2 separate regions of the Mus musculus genome follow, and region 1 is linked to region 2. Evidence: chromatin loops called from intact Hi-C (ENCODE). Cell type or tissue: heart. All regions are shown on one strand. Links, peaks and the distances in the headings refer to the core of each region. The heading gives the core; the rest is flanking DNA.

The links. Hi-C counts contacts between places; a loop is a spot of excess contacts. Peaks named below come from ENCODE experiments on the same cell type or tissue, not always from the same donor. Only the 100,000 strongest peaks of a DNase experiment are listed, where the experiment ranks them.
Region 1: it touches region 2 in a loop (2.3-fold over the local background); 1 of 42 quality-filtered maps calls a loop at or near these places.

Annotation. Positions count from the first base shown.
Region 1 is chr9:111,052,167-111,063,132 of GRCm38, forward strand. Ccrl2 (chemokine (C-C motif) receptor-like 2) reads right to left here and starts at 5,352. Exons shown (of 3, transcript NM_001302376.1): 1 at 5,215-5,352; 2 at 4,600-4,716; 3 at 2,668-4,273. The coding sequence starts at 4,262. The coding sequence ends at 3,180. In heart, for the core only: CTCF peaks have their summits at 3,995 and 4,868; a DNase peak (open chromatin) is centred at 5,215; H3K4me3 peaks cover 2,311 bases; H3K27ac peaks cover 2,182 bases.
Region 2 is chr9:110,874,583-110,885,548 of GRCm38, forward strand. Tmie (transmembrane inner ear) reads right to left here and starts at 5,491. Exons shown (of 6, transcript NM_146260.3): 1 at 4,688-5,491; 2 at 1,046-1,257. It overlaps Als2cl (ALS2 C-terminal like), which reads left to right and starts at 5,592. Exons shown (of 27, transcript NM_001146059.1): 1 at 5,592-5,647; 2 at 8,132-8,241; 3 at 9,433-9,564; 4 at 10,285-10,483; 5 at 10,806-10,871. The coding sequence starts at 9,462. In heart, for the core only: a CTCF peak has its summit at 5,664; DNase peaks (open chromatin) are centred at 4,754, 5,049, 5,629 and 6,359; H3K4me3 peaks cover 1,590 bases; H3K27ac peaks cover 1,469 bases; H3K27me3 peaks cover 2,365 bases.

The DNA of each region.
Region 1 (10,966 bases), core at 3,016-5,515, 180 kb after region 2:
ATTTCCAGATCTTTCCACTTTCTGAACTTTCATTCTGGAAATTCTGACAAGGCCGTCCTTTGAGTTCATCCCTATCGCTAAGTATCAGGGAGCGATGTGATCCCCTCGGAGACTTCTGTTTGACATGGAACAGAAGTGGTTGGAGAGGAAAGACCTTAAGTCTGTGATGAGATGATAGTCCTGAAATCCCCGACCCTCTTGCATGCCTGCTGAGACACTCTCTTCCTGAGTCTGTCTGTCTGTCTGTCTTGCAACTGTGCTCCTTGTAGTGTGCTGTCCCTACTCTCCTCCTTAGTCAGTGGTAGAGATGGGAGGTCTTCCCTTGTGCTTCGCGGAAACTCTGAGTATCTGATGGAAACCTGAGCAGCAGAGGACCCCAGGCTGTCTCAGAGACAGCCTGCACTAAGACATCAGAGGGCCCCCAGAGGCTTTTAAAGGCAGCCATACTGGAGTACAGTTGATGCAGAATAGACGACAGTGTTAGTGCAAACACTTCCATCCAGATAATGAACACGTCCACCAGCCTCCTCATTGTCCTTGTGCCTTTTCTAATGAATCCCATATGCTTCCTATCTAAGCATCCGAAATAACCACAGCTTCAGCCACCAAGGATTAGATTGTGCTTTCTAAAATTTTATCCAAATAAAAACAAAACTTAACACATTGGAAATTGGAATATATAACTGAGCAGAAGCCATCTTCTGCTCCGCCTTTTAAGACTTCATGCATAAAGCCACATGATTCCGCAGTCTACGGCTCTTTCTCCATTCATCTGTTGAGGAACCGGTGGATCAACGGCAGCTTACAGCCGTATAAATACAGCTTCCGTGAAAGTCTGTGAATAAGTGTGTGCAGGGTTGTTTCCTACTTCAATTTTCTTTGGTACGCATTTAGAAGTGGAATGACTGGTAACTATATATTTAGCTTTTAAAGAAACTTTCATCTTGGGGCGATAGTGGCACATGCCTTTGATCCCAGCACTCAGGAGGCAAAGGCAGGCATATCTCTGAATTCAAAGTCAGCCTGGTCTAGAGAGTGAGTTCCAGGACAGCCAGGGCTAACAGAGAAACTCTGTCTTGAAAAACAAAGAAAAAAATCTCTTTCTGAACTGGTTGTGTCATTTTATATTCCCACCAGCAATACACAAGAATTCCAATTTTAGTTTCTTGGAGACATTTAAAATGTGTGTGTGTGTGTGCATGAGTGTGTATGCATATGTGTATGTATGCATGTGTGCACATGTGTGTGAGTGTGTGCATGTGTGCACATATCTGTGTGCTTTCGTGTGTGTATGTGTGTTTGTGTGTATGTGTGCATGTGTGTGCATGTGTTTGCATGAGTGTGTGTGCATGCATGTATGTGCATGTGTGTGTGTATGAATGTGTGCATATCTGTGTGTGTTTGTGTGTGCTTGTGTGTGCATGTATATGTGTGTACATATGCATGTGTGTGTATGTTTCCACACAAGCAAAAGCACATGTGTGGAAGTCAGAGGACAACTTTCAAAGCCAGTTCTCTCCTCCCACCTTCATGTAGGTTCTGGGTACTGACTCAGCTCACCAGGCTTACACAACAAAGGTCGCCACACGCTGAGCCACCTCGCTGCCTGGCCTTCATTTCTTTTCCTTCTGCTATGATGGTGACTGACATTAACCTATGCCATGGGAGAACCCTTTGCCCTGGGATCCTTGGGAGGATGCTCTAGTTACACTCTTTGCCTCCCCATCTTGCCCAACTTAGTAGCCTCATTGTAGCTGTAAAAGAAGATCTGTGGCCACAAGCCCTCGGCCCCGGTGGAGTGAGGAGTCCAGCTCTGAACACTAACACAGGAAGAGGGGACACTCATAGATCTCTGTACTCTGAGACCTGTATCCCTGGGCAAAGAGCTGGCCTATCTGCTGACCGGCAGGTGCCCCCTCCACCCCCAGTGTAACTCAGCTTCTAAAGGAAGTGGGAACTTATTTGTAGTCGAAGGCTAACAAGGCCTGAGGGATGTGTTATATTTCAAAGGTCACAGCGCTCCTTCACTCCAACATTTCTAAATAGACTTTTACATCTGCTCTTGTTAACTTTCCTAAGACACAGAGCCTTCATAATACAGACTCTGAAACCTCGGAGGACTCAAGGGCTGGAAGAATCAGACAAACCTGAGTATAGTGAGTAGTCAAGAGAGCCCAGCAGGTTCCACCAGACCTTGCCATTGGCTTGCACCGCTACCACGCAGCCAGCACCTCTCAGGGCCTGCAGGAACATGAGCCAACACTTGCTTCTAACTTAGAATTTGGTCAATTTGGGCTTAGGGTTTTTTTTTTTTTTTTTAAAGACAGGGTCTAATGGATCCAGGTGACCTTGAACTAACTCTACAGCCAAGAATGACCTTGAACTTCTCATCTTTCTGTGTCCACCTCTTGAGTTGAGCTGATATTGAGATGGGCATCACCAGGTGTTAGCACTCAGGAAACAGAGGCAGGCACATCTCTGAGTTCAAGGCTAGCCTCGACTACAAAGAGAGTTCTTGGACAGCCAGGGCTACACAGAGAAACCCTGCCTCCCAAAACAAAACAAAATGGGCATGATCATACTAGGTAGATGCCATGCTATAGATCAAAGCTGGGCTTGGGGGGCTAATGTTCTACCAACAAAACTATAATCCCAACCTTCAAGATGTGCTTTAAAAATATATATATTTATTGCATGTATTTTGATGAACAACAACAACAACAAAAAAAAAAGAATTGAGGTTGGGGGAAGTCAGGTTATACTTGCATTTGTGAGATGCCTCCTGCCTCCGCCTCCTAGAGTGCTGGGATGACAGACATGCCACCACTGCTAGCTGACAGTTACTGAAAGGCTGGCACGCTTGGATAACTCACAGACTCTGGGGCCAGTGATCTCTGAGTTTACACATCAGTTTTGCCACTTTATAGTTATGTAACTTTGGACAACTACCGAGCTTCAGTTTATGGAATGCACACCGCCCACGCCCACACTGCGGACAAACGCTAAAGAGGAAGAGTGGAATTCACCTTTATAAATAACTTAACCGTGTGCCAGAGACAAATTCAACGCTTAGTAGTAAATGTTCATTAACCAGCCCCCTTTCCTCTTATATTCTATTTTTATACAAACATATAAAAATGGCATAAAACAATGTGAAGAGACAAGGTTGAGTGTTTATATTATATTATATCCTGCCTTTGATGCAAATTGCTGTACAGTTCAATGGGCCTGCCATGACCTTCCCTTGGAGGCGCTTGCTGATAGCCTCCACTACTTTGATAGGGGATATCATTGCACCGTGGGAACAGGCTGCGAAGGTATCTCATAAAGGCCTTCCGGTCAAGAAGCAAATAGAGCAGCGGGTTGACGCAGCAGTGGGTGGTCGCTACCAGCTGTGTGACCTGAACACTTGCGTCCAGGTGGTAGCTGCTCTTCTCATCCTGCAGGGACAAGTGTTCCTGGAAAGCAGACAGGAAAAGCACAGTGTTGTAAGGCGCCCACATCAAAAGGAACACGCCCGTTATGACAAGAGCCGGCTTGTGGAGGTCGTACTGTCTCTCCCTGAAGCTCTGCCTTCTCCTCAGTTGCCTGCAGCAGATTATAAAAACCAGCAGAGGAAAAGCAAGTACCAAGATGATCATTTTTGACGTCAGAACGTACTTCCAGAGCGGCGCTTCGATTGGCAAGAAGTGAGGTTTGCCAAAGGCACACTTGTGTTTCTGTCTTTCCATCCGAGGCTCATAAAACACAGACTCGGGCAAAGAGAGCGCAGTAGCCATGGCCCATGCCAGGATGCACGCAACAATACCACAAGACACTGTCGTGAAGATGGAGGCCAGTCGCCCTTGGGAAAACACCCTGTATCCTTGCACAAGGAGGAGGATGTTGGAAAACACCTCGCTGTATAAGCCCGAGGAGTGGAGTCCGACAAGAACTTTACAGGTCCCATTGCCAGGGCTTTCCCCGTGTGCTGCAGTATGGGCCCAGAACGGCAGGGGAAGCAGGAAACACAGGTTTGAAAGTGCCAGGTTTAGGAAGTAGATGTTCCCCAGATTCTTGAGTCCTTTGTATTTCACCAAGATAAACACCGCCAGCACGTTGTCCAAGAGACCCACCGCAAACACCGCGCAGCAGAACTGCAGCACCTGCTGGGGGGAGAGGAACTCGGGGGCCGGAACTTGGTCCGGCCCACTGTTGTCCAGGTAGTCGTCTAAGATTAGGACATCATATTCATCGTCCGGGGCCACTGTGTAGTTATCCATCGGAGGCTGTCCTGTGGGGAAACCAGAGGTCATGATTCCCCTCCATCCGACAGCCAAAGACTGAAAGTAACTATGCCCCCACCCCCCACCCCAGCGTGGGCGGCCGTACTCAAATCTCCTCATTAAGCACCCAGGGACCACGCTGCTAATGTGACAGAAACTGCCTGGTACAGAAAGAGTCAGGGACGTTAAAGCCACTTAAGTTCTTTGGTTGAAACGAGACTCTACGTGGGAGATAGGATCTAAGAAAACAAAGAGTTAAAAACAACCAGAGACTGGCTTAAGCTTCAGAAGTTGGTGCCCGCCTACTTCCCAGATGTTTAAAACAGTTTCTTACCTTGCTCACCGGACAAAACAGCGTCGTTTGAGGCAGGTTGCTTGATATTTTTTCTCTCAAGGGATATAAACAGATGTTTGCAAAAGTGAAACTGCGCTGGTCAAGCACGAGGACAAGCTGGCGAGATAAAGATAACCGTTTGACTGAGTTCCCAAGGGTGGGGAAGGGTGCAGCCCCATGATCTACCATCCAGGGGGCTGTGGGAACAGTGGGGTCAGAGAAACACCACTTCCTTCTGAACAGACTGGTCATGACCCGGAGAAGCCAGAGAAGGCACTGTTTATTCCTCTGAGGCTCTCCCGTCCAGACACAGCTTTCACGGGCCAGCTGGAATCAAGTTCTGAAAGCCTCTCTCAGGAGCTTCTGTCAGCCGCAGAGAAATTGAGAAGTTGTTTTCATCTCTCCCTCTCCCGGTATCCCAAGTTTGACTTCTCTGTACCTCTTAGCCAGCTGTCCTCCAGGCTGCCTCGGATAAGGACACTAACCCACGCCTGCTTCCAGTGATAATCAGAGTGTGATGTCAGAAGCCGAGACGCACCACCCCACCCCCTGGCTTCTGACATAAGTTCCCTGAGTAGATAACAGTTTCCAGAGTACAAACGTGTCCATACTCACCAGAGAACATGGAAGCAAGTGGTATCAGTCGGGAAGGAGGTTGGGGACAGAGCTGGACAGAAAAGGAGCGCTGCTAAATGCAAGTCTGGTGTGAGCATTCCTACGTCAGAAAGCAAAGAGTGTTGCAAGCAGCTGGAAGGAAGCAGTTGATGCTGGGACACTTGATGTAGCTGACCCCGCTCAGGGGAAGCCCCGGGGGAAAGTCCTGTGTGAGGACGTGTGGGACACGGTCAGGTGGACTGTGAGGAGGGGAGACTTGGTTTCCAATGGAGAATGGGGATGAAGAAAGGAATTGGACAGTTGCCTGGTCTTGGAGTGGAAGGGAGTGGGCGGGAGGAGAAGGATGCTGGTTAAAGATGGGTATTTCAAGAAGAAGAAGAAGAACTTCAAAGAGTTGGGGGGGAGGGGCGGGAAGCATGTGTAAACTGCCCTCAGGCCCACGACTCTGTGTAGCTATGGCTGACCTAATCTGGGGACTAGGTGATGTCTGTGATTTAGGCACATCCTTTGCATTATCAGCATGTGAAACGGAAAGTGTAACTATAAAAACAGAAATAGGTAATGAAGAGACCAATAAGAAAACAGAAAGAAAAGAGCCCAGATAAACATGAGTGAACATTAAGCCCCGAGCATCCTGGAAGCTAGGACAGAAAATGAAACTCACCCTGGAGCAGGGAGAACCCAGAACGGAGGCACTTCCTAATAAGGTCTCTCCTCCCCCAGTAGGGGGTATCTATGCATGAGTGGGAATCTCCAGGTCCCAGGATGCCCTGTCTACCCGTGGACATGGCTACAGTCCAGGGTCCCCTGAGCTGTCAGCCTCCTGAGATCTCTCCCTTCTGCAGCTAGATGTCCCGGAGCCACACCATGACACCTGGCCTGTGAGTAAGGGAAGTGGTTCATAGTTCAGTCCTAGACAGGAGGCAGACTCACAAGCATTCACAGTGCTCATTAGATGCGTAAGGGGTGGAGGTGGTAGTCGGTCCCCTATATGCTTTCTGTGCTTTGTGTTACACCCTGATGGTAAACTAAAATCTCTCCAGGAAAAGGACAGGTCTGTAAATTCAAGATCGCTCCGACTTCTCTCGTCGTGTGGCCCTAACTTCCAGTATTGCTTGATTTTGGTCTGATTCCCAGCATTTGCCTGTCCACATTCAGGCCATAGGATTATTTTTTTTCCAAATTAGCATACAAAAGAAAGTATTTCATTATGGCATATTCATGCATATGTGCCACTATTCGTTGTTCTTATTCATCCCTAACCCTTTCCCTGCCCCTTCTTGTTGGTCATCTTTCTACCCCATGACTGTTTCTCCTTCTGCTTTCATGTCACATGTATCCCATCATAACTTTTCTCTTGTTCTTTGCCTAAGATCCCTTCCTCCCCCATCATGGCCTCCTTTCTCATCTTATCAGTCTCTCTCTCTCTCTCTCTCTCTCTCTCTCTCCCTCTCTCTCTGAGACACACACATATATACTCACACACATGCACACACATATATACATGTGCACACATATGCATGCACACACATGTGCACATACATGTGCATTCACATGTACATACACATGTGTGCATACACACGCACAGATACACATTTAGGTCTAGATTCCACCTAAAAGAGAAAATAGGCAATATGTGTCCTTCTGGGTTTGGCTTACTTCACTTTACATCATGATTTTCAGTTTCAGTTTCCTGCACATGTAATAGTTTTGATTTTCCTTTACTGCTGAAAGTACCTCTGAGGTCTGACATCATAGAGTTGCTTGAGCATCTATGCAGGAGTGGTGCAGCCGGGTTTCATGGGAGTTCTGTTTTTAGTTTTGTTGTTGTTGTTTGTCCATTTTTGAGGAACTTCCACTCTGATGTTCATTTCTATTTTTTAACTTTTTGCCACTATTGGGGATTGAGCCTAGAACCACATGCACACTGGTCAAGTGATCTGTCCCTGAGTGACCGTTGTCACACTGATTTCCGTCATGGCTAGACCAGCGTACATTACCACTAGGAGTAAAAGGTTCCTCTTTCCTCACATCCTCACCCGTCTTCGTTGTTTTCTTTAAGGCTATGGGAAAGAAGAAAGTACACCTCTGACCCAGAGGTCTGCGGGAAGCTTTGTCATCTGTGAGCACACGGAGCACTGTCTTATCAGCTTTCCATCAGAGTGACACGGTATTTGAGGCAATTAACTTTTAAAAGGAGAACAAGCCTCTCCCGAAAGCCTCAGTCTGTGGTCACTCAGCCCTTTGCCTCTGGGATTGTGATGAGGCAGTGCACTGTGTGGGAGCTCATGGCTCAGAAAGCTATTCCCTTAATGTTAGCTGTGAAGTGAAGGGGGGGGGGCTGGGATCCTAATATTCCCTTCAAGTACAATCTCCAGTCACCCCAATTCCTTCTGCTACCACACTTCTACCTTTTAACGGTCCTATTACCTCTCAAAGTACCCAGACTGAGGACTTTTTGCACACGAGTCTTGAGGTGGCCTTTACTGAAACCACAGCATTTATCCTTGTAAAAGCCAAGTGCCTTCTATAGCTGATTTGAGGCTCACAAGCCTTAGCGTTGAAGGTCTGAGTTCCTCCTAGTCATTGTAACTCAACCTGCTATCGGTCTGAGATGCCATCCCATGTACTTTCCTACATGTGATCACTCATTCACTCAACAAACATTTCTATGGTACCTAGCATGTGCCCATCCCTACACTAGATGAAGGACAGAAAACCAGTGAGTGAAAGAGGCAAAAATCCTGACCCTCGGAGAGTTCCTAGTCAACAGATTAAAAACAAAATAGATTGTAGTGGCTATTCCTGGTTGTAAACTTGACTATATCTGGAGTGAAATACAGTCCAGAATTGGAAGGCTCACCTGTGATCCTAATCTGGAGGCTGGGAGATACAAGTTTCTAACCATGAGCATCTTGAGGCATAGTGGTCATGAATCCCAGAAGATTAAGACAGGGAACTCTCTGAGTTCAAGGTCATCTGGGACAAAGCAAGTCCCGGACCAGGCATGGTGGCACACACCTGTAATCTGAGCCACACCTTCTGTTGGAAAACTACATAAGGACATTGGAAGAAAGAAGATTCGCTCTCTTTTCTTAGCCTGCTTGCCTCGTGGGACTGAGCAATTACTAGATCCTTGGGCTTCCGTCCACAGCTGCTGCTGTCCATTGTTGGGGAGTTGGACATCAACAAGTTCCCTTACTATATAGAGTCTACCCATAAGTTCGATGACTCTAGAGAGCCCTGACTAATACATAGATCAAGTGCATTGATAGTTGGTAGTCAAGGGGTCTTCAGGGCAAAGTAAACGGAGGAAGACTAGAATGGTTAGGAGATTCATAGTGAGAGACAGCCAAGGTGAGGATGGGCAGGGAAGCTGCAAAGGACTGGTCCCATAAACAACACTCATTGTGTTATGTTTCCTGTTACAATGTTCTTACTGCAGAGGAAGCAATGTTTTCACCAAAGATGCAGAGATACTCCTCCCAGTCTATTGACTGTCTCTTCAAACATGTATTATATGTTTATATACGTAATATACATTACATATTTATATATAGCATATATTTATATGTTCATGTTTATTTACATGTTATTATCAATGTATTATAATATTTATTAAGTGTCAACCATTTATTTTCTATTAATTATTTAACTAATTATTAATTGCTATGAGATTTATGTATCAATACTTTAATTATATGTTATTAATAATATAAACTATAATTAATTACATAAATCTATAATTAATACATAACCACTAAAGTTAACTATTTAGTTGATTTAATTAATAAAGTATGGATTGCTTTATTAATAATTTATTATTAATTATTAATATAATTGACAATATAATATTAATTATATGTATGTGATTGTGTACTATATTAATTTTAGATATAGTTACATGTAAATAATATAATAATATATGATATAATTATTTAAAAATATATTTATATACATAAAGGTCTCCCACTGTGAAACCCTGTCTGACCTGGAACTTGCTTGCTAGATGAACCAGGCTGGCCCTGAATTCACAGAGACCTGCCTGCCTCTGCTTATGATGGGATTGAAGATATGTGCCACCATTCCTGGCTTAACTCAGTTTAAAAAGCAAAGGATACAGTGTGCCAGCCACCTTCGGAGAAGGACCCTGGACATCTTCCAAGTCTCCTTTTTTGGATGTTCCATGTTAGCCTGGAGGCGATGGCTGCTCCCTGCACTGCCTTTCCTGTGTTCTGTGTCTCTCTCCTTGCTCTAGTCATAGCCCATCCTCTGGGATGGTAATTTTTATATACAATGTCTCTTGCTCCAGTAGCTGCTGTGGTTTCTGACTGACACTTTGTATTCAGTTTGATGACAGGATGGAGGATACTAGGGAGATGATGCCAGAGGGTCTCAGTTTTCAGGGACTTTTTTTTTTTAGATTTATTTATTATTATTCATTAGTACACTGTAGCTGTCTTCAGATGCACCAGAAGAGGGTGTCAGATCTCATTATGGGTGGTTGTGAGTCACCATGTGGTTGCTGGGATTTGAACTCAGGACCTTCGAAAGAGCAGTCGGTGCTCTTAACCACTGAGCCATCTCGCCAGCCCGGGACTTATCTTGAAATTGAGAAATAGGCATTAGTTTCTTAAGAATACTGTAATTTGCCAGGCGTGGTGGCACACGCCTTTAATCCCAGCACTCAGGAGGTAGAGGCAGGCAGATTTCTGAGTTCGAGGCCAGCCTGGTCTACAAAGTGAGTTCCAGGACAGCCAGGGCTACACAGAGAAACCCTGTCTCAAAAAACAAAACAAAAAAAGAATACTGTAATTTAATATATTCCTTTCAAATATCTATTTTCTCATATTTATCAATCTATCATTATCTATATTATCTTATCTATATTATCTATTACCTACACATCTTTTAGATATTAATCATTCATCTATCTATCACCTATCTATGTAACTATATTTTTCTCTCTACTTAGCTATTCATTACTATGCAGCACACTGGAAGAGCAAACAGTCATGATTTGTCATTTTCAGGGTCATTTCTTTGTGCCCCAGAGATGGGACAAGATAAGGGAAGGCATTGAAAGTCGAGGTGGCTCGTGGCATTTTGTCTATTGTCACTTTCTGTGAAAAAGAGCACTGAAATCAAGAGTCAGTCTCCGGATTGGATTCCTAGGAACCAGAGCTTTGAGAGGCAGAAGTGTGCACAGAAAACTTGCGGTGCAAGGCCTCCCAGCAGACCTCTCTGTAAGGGATAGAATTAGGCAGCACCGGGAAGAAGAGGCAATGGCTACAACGTGGTGACCCTCAGCTGGTCCTACATGAGGCGTGGAGCTGGGATGGCTCTTAAGAGCTACCCTGGACTTTGGTGACCAGACCAGGTTCCTGACATTCCCCATTGTCTTCAGTTGTCCCCTGGGAGATGGCACTGTCCGGAGGACAGACTGAGGGAACCAGGCACAATGATCCTGTAGAAGGGCATCTGGGAAGACACCACGGCATCCTCTGTGACCTTGAGGGTCTCCAGGCTTTCTAAAAATTGTGTTTACCCAAGATGACAAGAAATGGAAATGAAGATTTCCAAACCCAGAATGTCGTAAGTCCAGGGAACCCACGCCAGGGCACAAGCACATTAAAAGAAGAAGTCATGTGTCTTGTGAGGCCCCGCTGCTCATGTTGCCCCTGATCATTGGGTTCGCTGCTGTCATCAAGTGCAAAGAAAGGTCAGAGAGAAACTGAGAAGCCCTCCTAAC
Region 2 (10,966 bases), core at 4,416-6,915:
GTGGAAGGCGCCTCTGCTCCACAGAACAAGGTCAGCTATCCCTGGAGGATCATTTTCTGACCCTGCTGAATATCCTGCAATATAGCCTGGGTCTTGACTCTAGCAAGTCCTTAAAGTTGGTTCCCTGTGGGAACATTGACTGCCCAGGGATGGAGTTTCTGAGCAGCTGTGGAGACCCAAGGGAGGGGCTGTGGTCTTAGAGCCAAGTAGGAGCTGGGAAATGGAACTAAGCTATGCACAGTCCATCTCACTCTCCCATTTTCCTTCCCCACTATCACCTGCTCGCTGAGTGCTAGCAGAAGCAGGCCCAGCATCTCTCTCTCACCAAGAACAGCTGTGGAGGCCAGGCCCGGCTGTGTGAGGGGGGTGGGGGTGGGGTGGGGTGGGGGTGGGGACTCCTCAGCAAGGCCTTTCCAACTGGGTCTCATAGGGCTCTATTCTAGATGTGCCATTGATGGATAAGGATGGAGGCCTCAACAGGGAGCAGAAGGCCAGTTGCCCTTCAGGGACCCCAGATGACAAGGCAGCCAGGAAAACGGCTGCTGTCTGAAAAGGACTGTAGGCCCAGGGGGCCCATCAAAGTCAGGCTCAACAGTAGCTGGCAAAACCTAGGGGTCGCTTCATCCAAAGCAAGCAAGAAACAGAATAAAATCCTAAAACAACACTACAGGATAAACCCTTCCCCGCTGCCCCCAGGAATGCTTCTTCAACTGCAGCAGCAGCAGCAGGTCTCTGCCTCAGCCACAGGCTAGGCCTGGGCTAGGCTACTGACAGCCACATTGATCACTGTGGGTGGCAGCAGGTGGGGGAGGCGGGGGGGGGGGAGGGGGGCGGGGGATAATCACCCTCAGGGCGCGTGCTTAGAGAGGCAGGGCTGAACTTTGTCCAAGTGAACCAGGCAACTGGGTTGTGGCACTGGGAAGACCATAGGTCCTCTCTGCTTCTGCGCTCTAGCCTGGAGAAATGAGGATCCAGAGGCTATCAGAGGGCTAATGGTGGGGGAAGGGGAGGGTGCAGTGACTGTTGGCTTTGAAAGCCGGCTCACCTTAGCAGGACACATTGGTCTGCTGCTCACAGGACTTCCCTTGCTGCTCAGCCCAGGAAGGTACTGATGTTCAAAGTTCATTCTCTTGGAAGAGGCTCAGTGGTTAGGAGCATTTGTTGCTCTTGCAGAGGTCCCAAGTTTGATTTCCAGCATCCTCGGGGTGGCTCTCAACTATCAGTAACTCCAGTCCCAGAAGGATTTGACATTTTCTCCTGAACTCGGCAGGCACATGGTGTACATACAGGCAAAACATTCATACACAGAAAAAAAAAAAAAGAATAAGTTCATCTTAAGAATTAAAGTGCATTGTCTTGTTTGTCTGCCAAAAAGTAAGGCCAGCTGGACTTGTGGCTTCATGGCAGAGCACTTGCCTGTGTTCAGTCACCAGCACTGAAAAAATAAATAAAAACAAATGGAAGGAGAGGGAGGAGAGAGAGAGACAGAGACAGAGACAGAAGCATGCTACATCTCTTCCAGGTCTCTCTCTCTCTCTCTCTCTCTCTCTCTCTCTCTCTCTCTCTCTCTCTCTGTGTGTGTGTGTGTGTGTGTGTGTGTGTGACACACACACACACACACAGGCACATGATACTGTCATACTATCTTATAGGCTTCAAAATTCAATTGACTTAGAATAACAGGGTGTCTGAAAAGTCTTAGTGTAGTAGTTTTAAGTGCTAATAACCAAATAAGTATAAAAGCTATGAACTTATAAGACATACCATTTGATAATTGAAGGTAAATGCCATACATCTATAACCCCAGCACTTAGGAGTCAGAGGCAGGAGGATCACTGTGGGTTTGAGGTCAGCCTGGTCTACATAGTGAGTTCTGGGCCAGTCAGGGCTACATAGTAAGACAGAAGAAATAGCATTTGAACGCTTACTTATTTAAATTTCTTGTTTTTCCCCCTCTGAAGTTGAAGAAGTTGGCCAACAGGGATGTTATTCAAAATTCACAAAACATAGTGAATGTAAGAGAATTTAAATAATTAAGTTTTCAAATTATACCTCTTATAAATTTGTTGCATTTTTAAAAATATAACATCTGTAGTCATTAAAGCTTAAACTCAGCACTTGGGAAGTGGCTAGAGGATCAGGAGTTCAAACCCAGCCTGGACACCATGAGACCTGTCTCAAAACCAAACCAAACCAAACCACACCAAACCAAACTAAACAACAAACCAAACCAAATGAAGCGACAAAGCAAAGCACCTTACTGATGCGGATGGCTGTGAACTCTGGCCCACAGCTGGTTACCTAACCATCAGTCCTTGTCTGCTAAGCAGGTCCATGTGAAGCCATGCTAAATGCCAGTCTTTACTGTCATTGTGGAAGGCTCTATGGAAGGAAAGCAAATCCATAGATCTCAGGCCATCAGTGTTCTATTGTTAGACGTTTAGGGTGTTTCCAGTTTTCCAGTGAAAATGAAACTTGCATACACCGTGGTCAGGATGCTGGCCTTTGCAGTGACTCTATGTCTCCTCCATTTTCTGTTTTGTTTTTCTTTTTTTCCTTTGAGGAAAAACTATGTGACACTGACTGGCCTGGAGCTTGCTATGTGGACCAGGCTGGTCTTGAACTCAAAGAGGTCTACTGGCCTTGGCTTCCAGAGTGCTAGGTCAAAGCCCTGTGCCACCATGCCCTACAGCCCTTAATTTATTAGTGTGTGTGTGTGTGTGTGTGTGTGTGTGTGTACCGAGTGCATGCCATGTAGGGATCAGAGACCAACTTTGTGGAGTAGCTTTCCCCTTGGTAGTTTTCTATGGGTTCTCTAGACTGATCTCAGGTTGCCAGGGTGTCCAGTACTTGCCTGCTTGCACTTTCTGGCTGAGCCATCTTGCCAGATCTACCCTGTTCTCTAGTGAGGGAGGAGTCGCAGGGAGGAGCTCTGTTTGGCCTTAGACCTCAGAAATTGCAACACTCAACTCAGTCTCCTGCCTCTGATTCAGGCCTCTGACAACCTCTGGTATTGTATGGCTTCTTACCAGGTCCCCTCAACATGCCCCTGCACCCCCACCAGCTGGGCACATCAAAGCTGGGGTGGGGGAGTTCTGGCTCCCTGGAAGAGGGCATTCCTTCCTGTGTGGTGGCATGTGTACTGGCATGACAAATACTACTTGTCCCTGTAGTACTATTTTTATGTCTGATGGGTTTCCTGTGGGGACCAAAGTCAGCCTCCAGGGCTTCTGCATTGGAAGCCATGGGTAGGGAACTGGGCAATGGCCAGGAGACCCCGTGGACACTCCTTTCATGGAGTTGATATAATGGAACTCAAGGCCTAGCTTTGGAGAAGCTGAGGGGTAGTGAATGGACAACCCAGTCACAGAGCCAGGCTAGGATCCAGGCCACCATGGACTTAGCCTGAGGTGGGGGTGGGAGTTAGATAGCCTGGGCCAGTGACACAGCAGCTGGGAGTGCTGGGAGCTGGCTGTTCCTGAACTTGTTGGCCCTAAGCCCGACCCAGAATAGCTCAGGGCTGAGCCCAGCCTGTATGTGCATGAACCTGAGCTAATGTGGTAAGACACTGGTGCGTGCGTAGGGAAGGGCCTTGCATTCTGCATGTGGCTCTATGTCTGTGTGTCAGTCTATGTCCTTGGACACGGATGCACAAGTGCCCACGAATGGGGCTGCTACCATGGAGATGTGTGGCCCAGCTGAGTACATATGTGGCCACATGCCTCCCATGGGGAACTGTATACATGCACATGCCATGTGCAAATCTGTGAGGAGCTGAAACAGGAGCCCTGTGATGAGGTGGGGAAGGGCAGGGGATTCAGTAGATCTCAAACTTTGGGTACTACCGGGGGAGTGGGGCAGAATCCGGCCCTCTGTCAAGGACTAACTGGAAGAGATACCAGGTAGGCCTTGCCTCGAGGCAGATAACAGAACAAGGAGTGGGGATGCATGTGAGAAGGCTGAGTGGATGAGAAAGTCGTCGCATCTCATGAAGGAAGCTGGGATGCCCCTTTCTTCCTCCCAGGCAGGCAGAGGGCAGGGGTTAGAGAAGTAGGTATCTGGGGGATGGTGCATCCTCGGGGGTAGGGGAGGTGGGAGCGGGGTACACAGGAGAGTATTGAAAGCAGCAAAGCTGGGGTTGAGGTGTCACCTCAGTTCAGTACTTGCATGTAGGCATGATCCCCAAAACCCATGTGAAAAAGCAAGGTGTGGTGGCAGACAATTGTAATCCCATTACAGGGAGGCAGGGACAGTCAGGTACTCACTGGGCACTCAGTCTAGTCTATGTGGTTAGGTGAAGGCCTATGAGAGGCTGTCTCAAAAAAAAAAAAAAGCACCAGAGGAGACACAGCCAAACATCACACACACACACACACACACACACACTCACACACTCACACACTCCTGCATGGATATACATACACATCATACATGAAAAAAAAAAAAAAGAACCTGTAATACATTTATCTTTTAAAAAAGTATTTACAAGAAAGAAAGAAAAGGCTGGAAGGAAGGAGATGTTTTGGCCGAGTGGAGAGGGAAGAAGAGGCTCGGGAGGGTTCTTGACGATGGAGAGACCAAGATTGGAGCAGGGAAGTGAACAAGAGCAGCAACCGCGGTAGGGTTCTTGGGCAACAAACTTGGAGCCTGCCACTGTAGGGCAGATTGGCAGAACTTAAATGCTCACCAGAAAGCACCCCAAGGGAGCCAGGGATGCTGAAGTTGGCAGGCCCCTTCTGAGAAACTCTTAGAAGTCTCTTTTCTCTCTGGCAGAATGCATGGAGGCTGTCCAAAACTTGGGTAGGGGGCAGGTGGACTATCCTTGCTCTTTCACAGCTGTCTCCTCCCCAGGCTTCTCTCTGTACTCAGGCTTGGAAGGCTTAGAAGCAACTCAGCCAGGCTAGTCAGCAGCTCCTAGAGGCCGGGTGCCACTGCAGGTGGAGGGGTGACTTGCTTGCTGGCCAAAAGGGAGCCCGGCAGCTGGACAGCAGGCCTCTTTGTTACAGGTTTGAACCATGGTCCCTCCTCCTTCCAAGACTTTGGTTTGGAACTGCGCTGCTCTTTCCAAGGTCGAAGGCTTTGGCACAGGAAACTGGCCAGCTTCAGGCTGTACCCGGAATGAATGCAGGGGGCCTCCTTCAAGGTTACACACAGCAGTAGCTGCTACCAAAGCATGCCCAGTTCAGGGTCTTCGGATCATCATGGCCAACTGCTCTAAGCAACAAGTTTCCCGAATCTACCCAGGGCTCCTTCGCGGGTGTGTGAGGGTGAGGGGGGGGGGGTGCCCAGTGACCCAAAGGGGGTCGGCAAGATTTCAGAGCTACAGCCTGGGCAGAGTTGGTGGGTAAGGAAATCGGGGTGGCCCCAGGCACTGCCTGCCGTCCTCGGATCTGGAGAGGGAGGTAAAAGGCGAAAGACAGCCAGGGTGCGATCCTGGGGAGCTCGCGGACCGACCGAAGGGGAGCTTTCGCAGTCTGGCGGGAGAGGCTCTGGGAGAGAGTTGTTGGCTTGGGGACATTCCGAGGCCGAGCCCCGCCTCCTCGGAGACGCCCCCGCGCGAACAACACCTCGGGGCGGGGCGCGGAGAGGAAGGGCGGCCCGGCGCGGAGCTGCGCGGCCACTCGGGGCACCGCGGCGCAAAGCGCAGGTAAGAGCGCGCGTCGGTGGGCGGGGTCCGCTGCCCCACGAGCTCAGCTGCGGGTGGGGGCTCTCTCCTCCTCCCGCTGCCATGGTCACGAGCCCTCCATCTTCGGTCTCAGCTTCCTCCTCCCGGTCCCGTGGCCGCCCGGCTCCGGTTTAAACGCAGCGCGGGGTCCAACCCCTAGCAGCAGTGCGGAGCGCGAGCACCGTGCCCTGCGTCCAGGCCAGAACCCAGGTGCGAGTTTATCACCCAGAGGGAGAGAGGCTGCCAGGAGCAGGTGACCTGGCTGGTCAGGGCGGAAGGGCTGACAGAGAAGCCGAAAAGGTGGTGTTGCCTGCCTGGGAGGAGCCTAGACGGATGTCCGAATGTTGGAGCAGAGTAGTTTGGAACTGACTAATGCAGTCGGGAAAAGCTAATGCGGAGACTGGGAGGCATGTAGGGCAAGAGAGGCAGAGAAGGGGCTGAAGACTGGAGGGCCCGTGTGACAGTTTTGTGCACTTGCCTGGAGCACTTTCTCCACTGCCCACCGGGCATGTAGGTTGATTAATGGGCCTCTAGCATAGTCCAGGAAAAGCAGAAATAAGGTCCATGCCACTCCAGATCAGGAAATACCAGAGTGAGTGCCATGCTAGGGTGCGGCTTAAGGGGCCTGAGGGGCCAGAACTGGGTGAGGGCAGGGAAGGCCCCAGTGACCCTGCTTGGGAGCGATCTGGTGTGGACAGAGGCCAAGAATGCAAGGGAAAGGTCTAGCTACTGTTTAGATGGCCACAAGGACAATAGCTGAGTCACCTGTGCACCCAGCTTAACTTTTTTGGCCTCACCCTGCAGCTTTTGAACCAAGTCTACCCGGGGTGAGAAGGGAGGCTGGGCCCTACTAGGAATGCTGGGTGTACCTCAGTGAGTCACCCAGCACCTCTGAGCCACTTAGTTCTCGTGAGCCTGTTAGGGCTGGGAGTGAGGGGCCTGGGTCTGAGCTCTGCACCTGATCTACAGATAGTATCTCTACACCCTCCTGGACTTTCCATGCCTCAAATTCACCGTTTGCACAGCCTGCCACTCAGGACCCCAGAGTTGGCAGGAGGGAGAGTATGAGGAAGCCGTGTTGTTGACCAGAGGGCTATGGGATGGGTGCTGGGCCCAGGGCTAGAGAGAATATTCTTGCTGGCTCATACTCTCAAACACTCGTGTCTGGCCTTTTACTCACGACACCGCTTCTAGCTCCTAGCTGGGAGACTTCTATATCAGACTCCAGATGTAGCCTTCCTGGGCCACCTTTACCATCCATGTTTAATGTCTGCCCTTTCCTCTGGTGATGTGATTTCCTGGGGGTGGAAATCCTTCTGGGACCACAGACCTAAAAGGTACTACTATAGAGTTAGTGGCTGCTAATCTGGGTCTGTCGTATCTACCCAGGTCCAGTCTATCCATGCCAAGAGAAGCGTCTCTCTACAGTTTATTCTTTTGAGGGGCAACCACAGGAGTCTGAAATGTCCTGGTCTAGTTAGATCTCCTTTTCAGAGAGGACCAGGGATGGGTAAGCTATGACATATCAGGCTGAGATGGATCTCTTGTGGACAGCCGGCTAAATGTGGGCAGGGTACCAGGGTAGTTCAAGGTTATAGGGATAGACGTTCCAGTCTATCAATGTCTGGAAACATGGTTGAGGGTCAGGGAGGCCCAGGTCACTTGGCCCACCTCAGTCCCTCAGCTGGGCTCTCATGGCCAGTGGAAACCAGATGCCGAACCAGAGGATCCCGAGTCTGTCCTCCTCACCCTCTGCTTGTCTGTGTTTGGGGGGAGGCACTATGTTTACTGCCAGCAAAGATGGCTCCTGTTGGGTGTCTAGCGGCTTCCTTTTCCTGTCTCTCCTCCTCCCCATGCAGCCAAACTGCAGCAGGAAAGGTGGGGCAGGAATGTCTGGGCCAGAGTTCTGAGGTCCCCGCCCTGCTCTGTTCTGCAGCCAGTTCTCCTGAGCCCTAGGTTCTGCCAGGGACCTGTGATGCTCTCATGACATTTGGGGTGCCTGCCTACCTGCCCATCATTGGCCACCCCGATGACATCTGACTCACCCCAGTCTGCTCATTTCAAACGTTTTCAGAGTGTCAGGACAAGGCAGAGTGAAAACGCTTTAACCCCACCCCGAGGCGTCCCTCCGGGTCAGGCCACTTGGGCAGATGAACATCCTTGCCAAGTGAAGACAGTGAGGGCTGGCTTTGGGAGGCTTTGCCTGAGCAGGGCCACAGACAGCCCAGCTGTGGACTAGGTTCAGACATGCTTCCTCACTACCTGTGCCTCGAGTCAGGATGCTGTATTGCAGCTTGCTTAAGATCGCTCAGTTAGGGCAGCTGATCTGCCTGCCTACCTCAGTGACCCTGTTCCTGAGTGGGACCCACTTATCCTGCTCAGTCTGGTTGGGGGAGGTGGACTTACAGGGGCTGGGCTCCTGTCCGTGCTGAGTTTTCTCATTGCCCTTCTGTCACCTGTCACCAGGTTTGTCTTGCTGAGTCTGATGTGTGATCTCCTGTTCCCTCGTTCTGAAGCTCTGCATGATCTTCAGGGTTGACTGAGGCAAAGTGAGGCTTGTCTGCCGGCCAATGAAGGTGGGCCATCCTCACAGGCTGGGCAGACATTTCAATGAACCTTTCTTTCTTTCTTTTTAAGATGTATTTATTTATTATATGTAAGTACACTGTAGCTGTTTTCAGACACACCAGAAGAGGGCATACCATCTCATTACAGAGGGTTGTGAGTCACCATGTGGTTGCTGGGATTTGAACTCAGGACCTTTGGAAGAGCAGTCAGTGTTCTTAACCGCTGAGCCAACTTTCTAGCTCTCGCTCCAGCCCCTGCTTGCTCTGACCCTGCTCGCTCCAACCCTGCACACCCCAGAAAAGGGCATCAGATTTCATTATGGATGATTGTGAGCCATCATGTAGTTGCTGGGATTTGAACTCAGGACCTTTGGAAGAGCAGTTAGTGCTCTTAACTGCTGAGCCATCTCTCCAGCCCCGAACTTTTACTTTTCCTTGCTACTAAGCTGTCTTCTTCCTGTTCCTTTTTCTCTCTCCCTCCCTCCTTCCCTCCCTCCCTCTCTCCCTCCTTTCCTCTCCTCAGTCCTTCTCTTTCCCCCTTCCTTTCTGATAAGGTCATATCTTAGGTTACTGCCCTGGAGTCCATAGCAAAATCCTGCTGCCTCTGCCTCCCCAGTGCTGGGTGTGCCCCACTACACTCTGCTGTCCTCTTGTCTCCCCGGTGGCTTCATCAGGAGGCCTCCAGACTGCTGTTGTATCAGATCTCCCCTGGCTTACTGAGCTCTATTTAGTGACAAGGACCCTGAGTCTGGATATCAGCATATTGTTGAGCTGATATCTGATAGCATATCAGATATAGCTCAACCTATCTGATAGCTGATAGCATCTGTGCCCCTTGCCCCAAAGATCACAGAGTCCCTGAGTGGGGCCTTTCAGTGGAAAGATATCCAGGACAAAGAACGATGAGGTAGTTATCCCCCTGGGTGCCTGGGTTCATGGAGTGTCTGAGCAGGCCGAAACTAGGCTGAAAGAACACATGCTTTCGGGCGGGAAGCGATGCTTCCCTTGGTAGTTTTCAGCTTTTATTCCCTCTGGGGCAGGGAGCAGGGCAGGGTCAGTGGCCAGGAGAGACCTCCTCTCTGTGAGAAGCTGGACTCACTGATTGACTCTGATGTAGGTGATTATGGGCCTTACCTCTGGGAACTGGGGAGGATATTTGCGCCCCTGCCATGTTCTCTGACCTGTGTCCTTCCTACCCAGTAGGCCGAGTGCCTCGCCGCACCCTGGCTATGTCTAGCTCTGAGGAGGCAGACCTGCTCCGGCTGGAGGAGGTCTTCTCAACGACTCTTGCTCGAACCATCAGTCTCATCCTGCAGCCTCTGCTCTTAGCTGGTGAGTGTAGGCCTCAGTGGGGAAGGGGGGCACAGGAGGGCTCCCAGCGGTAAGATGCAGCCTCTGCTCTTAGCTGGCGAGTGTAGGCCTCAGTGGGGAAGGGGGCACAGGAGGGCCCCCCAGGGATACGATTTCTCCCTTGTTAGACATTCTGAGATAGCCTTCTCAAACTCAAGTGGAAGTGCTGGTATCTTTTGATGGAACTGAGTGAGGCCTTGGCCACCAGGTCCTGGCTGTTGCCTTCCCAAATGGCTTCTGAGGACCACAGGCCTATGTGTACCGCTTGCCTCACTCCCTGTTCCCACACGGGGCTCCCCGGGATGCTTTGGAAAGCCTTGATTAGAAGGCAGGACACATAAGGCTTTCACCTGGGGGTCACCCTTGGAATTTGACCTTGGGCAGGTGTTTTCCTCTCTCACAACCTGTCTGTGTATCTCTAAGGTGGTTGGGAGTGACCCTGAAGACTCCACGTTCTGCATCTGGGTCTAAAGAGAAGAGGCAGAGACTCAGGGGAGCTAGAAATCTTGGTTCCCCAAAATGATTAGGGTTGTCCTGTTAAGCAGGAGGCACACATACAAGCCTCATTACTCAGGGTTCAGCCCTTTACCCTAGCATGCCCTGCCCCTGAGGAGCTCTATGGGGTACTAATACAGTCCTGAGCCTCCTAGAGCTACAGGACTACCCATCAACGCCAGCTCAGGGTGGCTCTGCTTTCCACAGACCCGGAGCCCTCAGATCCCTGTGGCAAAGAGTGCCTTCGGCTTCTGCAGCAGCTGCATGAGAGTGCCCAGCGGTTGTGGTATGTGACAGAGCAAAGCCTGCTTTCGCTGCGGCAGAGGCTATACCACCCACCTTCCAAGGGTCTAGAGGCCGTGCTGTTACTGAGCAATGCTGACCATGTCCTACAAGCCCACATGGAGTAAGACGCCCTGCTCTCACCCCTGCCTTTGGACAGTTTGTTGCTTGGCCACAGTGCCAGAGTGCCATCTCTGCTATTTGATCCTAAGGGTCAGCTGGGGTGGGTCTCCTATGGTCTAGGGTATTGGCTTGGTAGCAGGCATATAGGCTCAGGCCTGGACCAGACCTATGAGATACAACTGTTGGGTCATGGCTTGAGGGCAACTGCCTAGACCATCAGGATTCTGGCTGCTCAGTGGGTGGTATCTGGGACCCCCCAAGAGGGCAGAGTCTGAGTGTGCATTGGGAGCTGGGCTTTCAAGGTGATCCTGGGTTGCTCATAGATACATCAAGTCCTACACTGATTGCGTGGTGGCGCAAGCTTTTCAGAAGGTCTCAAAGAAGAGGAGGTGAGCTTGGGGCTGACACAGTAGCCCCTATGTGGCTGTGAGTGTCTGAGGAGGGGGAGTTGGGGAAGACCACCCCAAAGCAGCAGAGTGGGTAC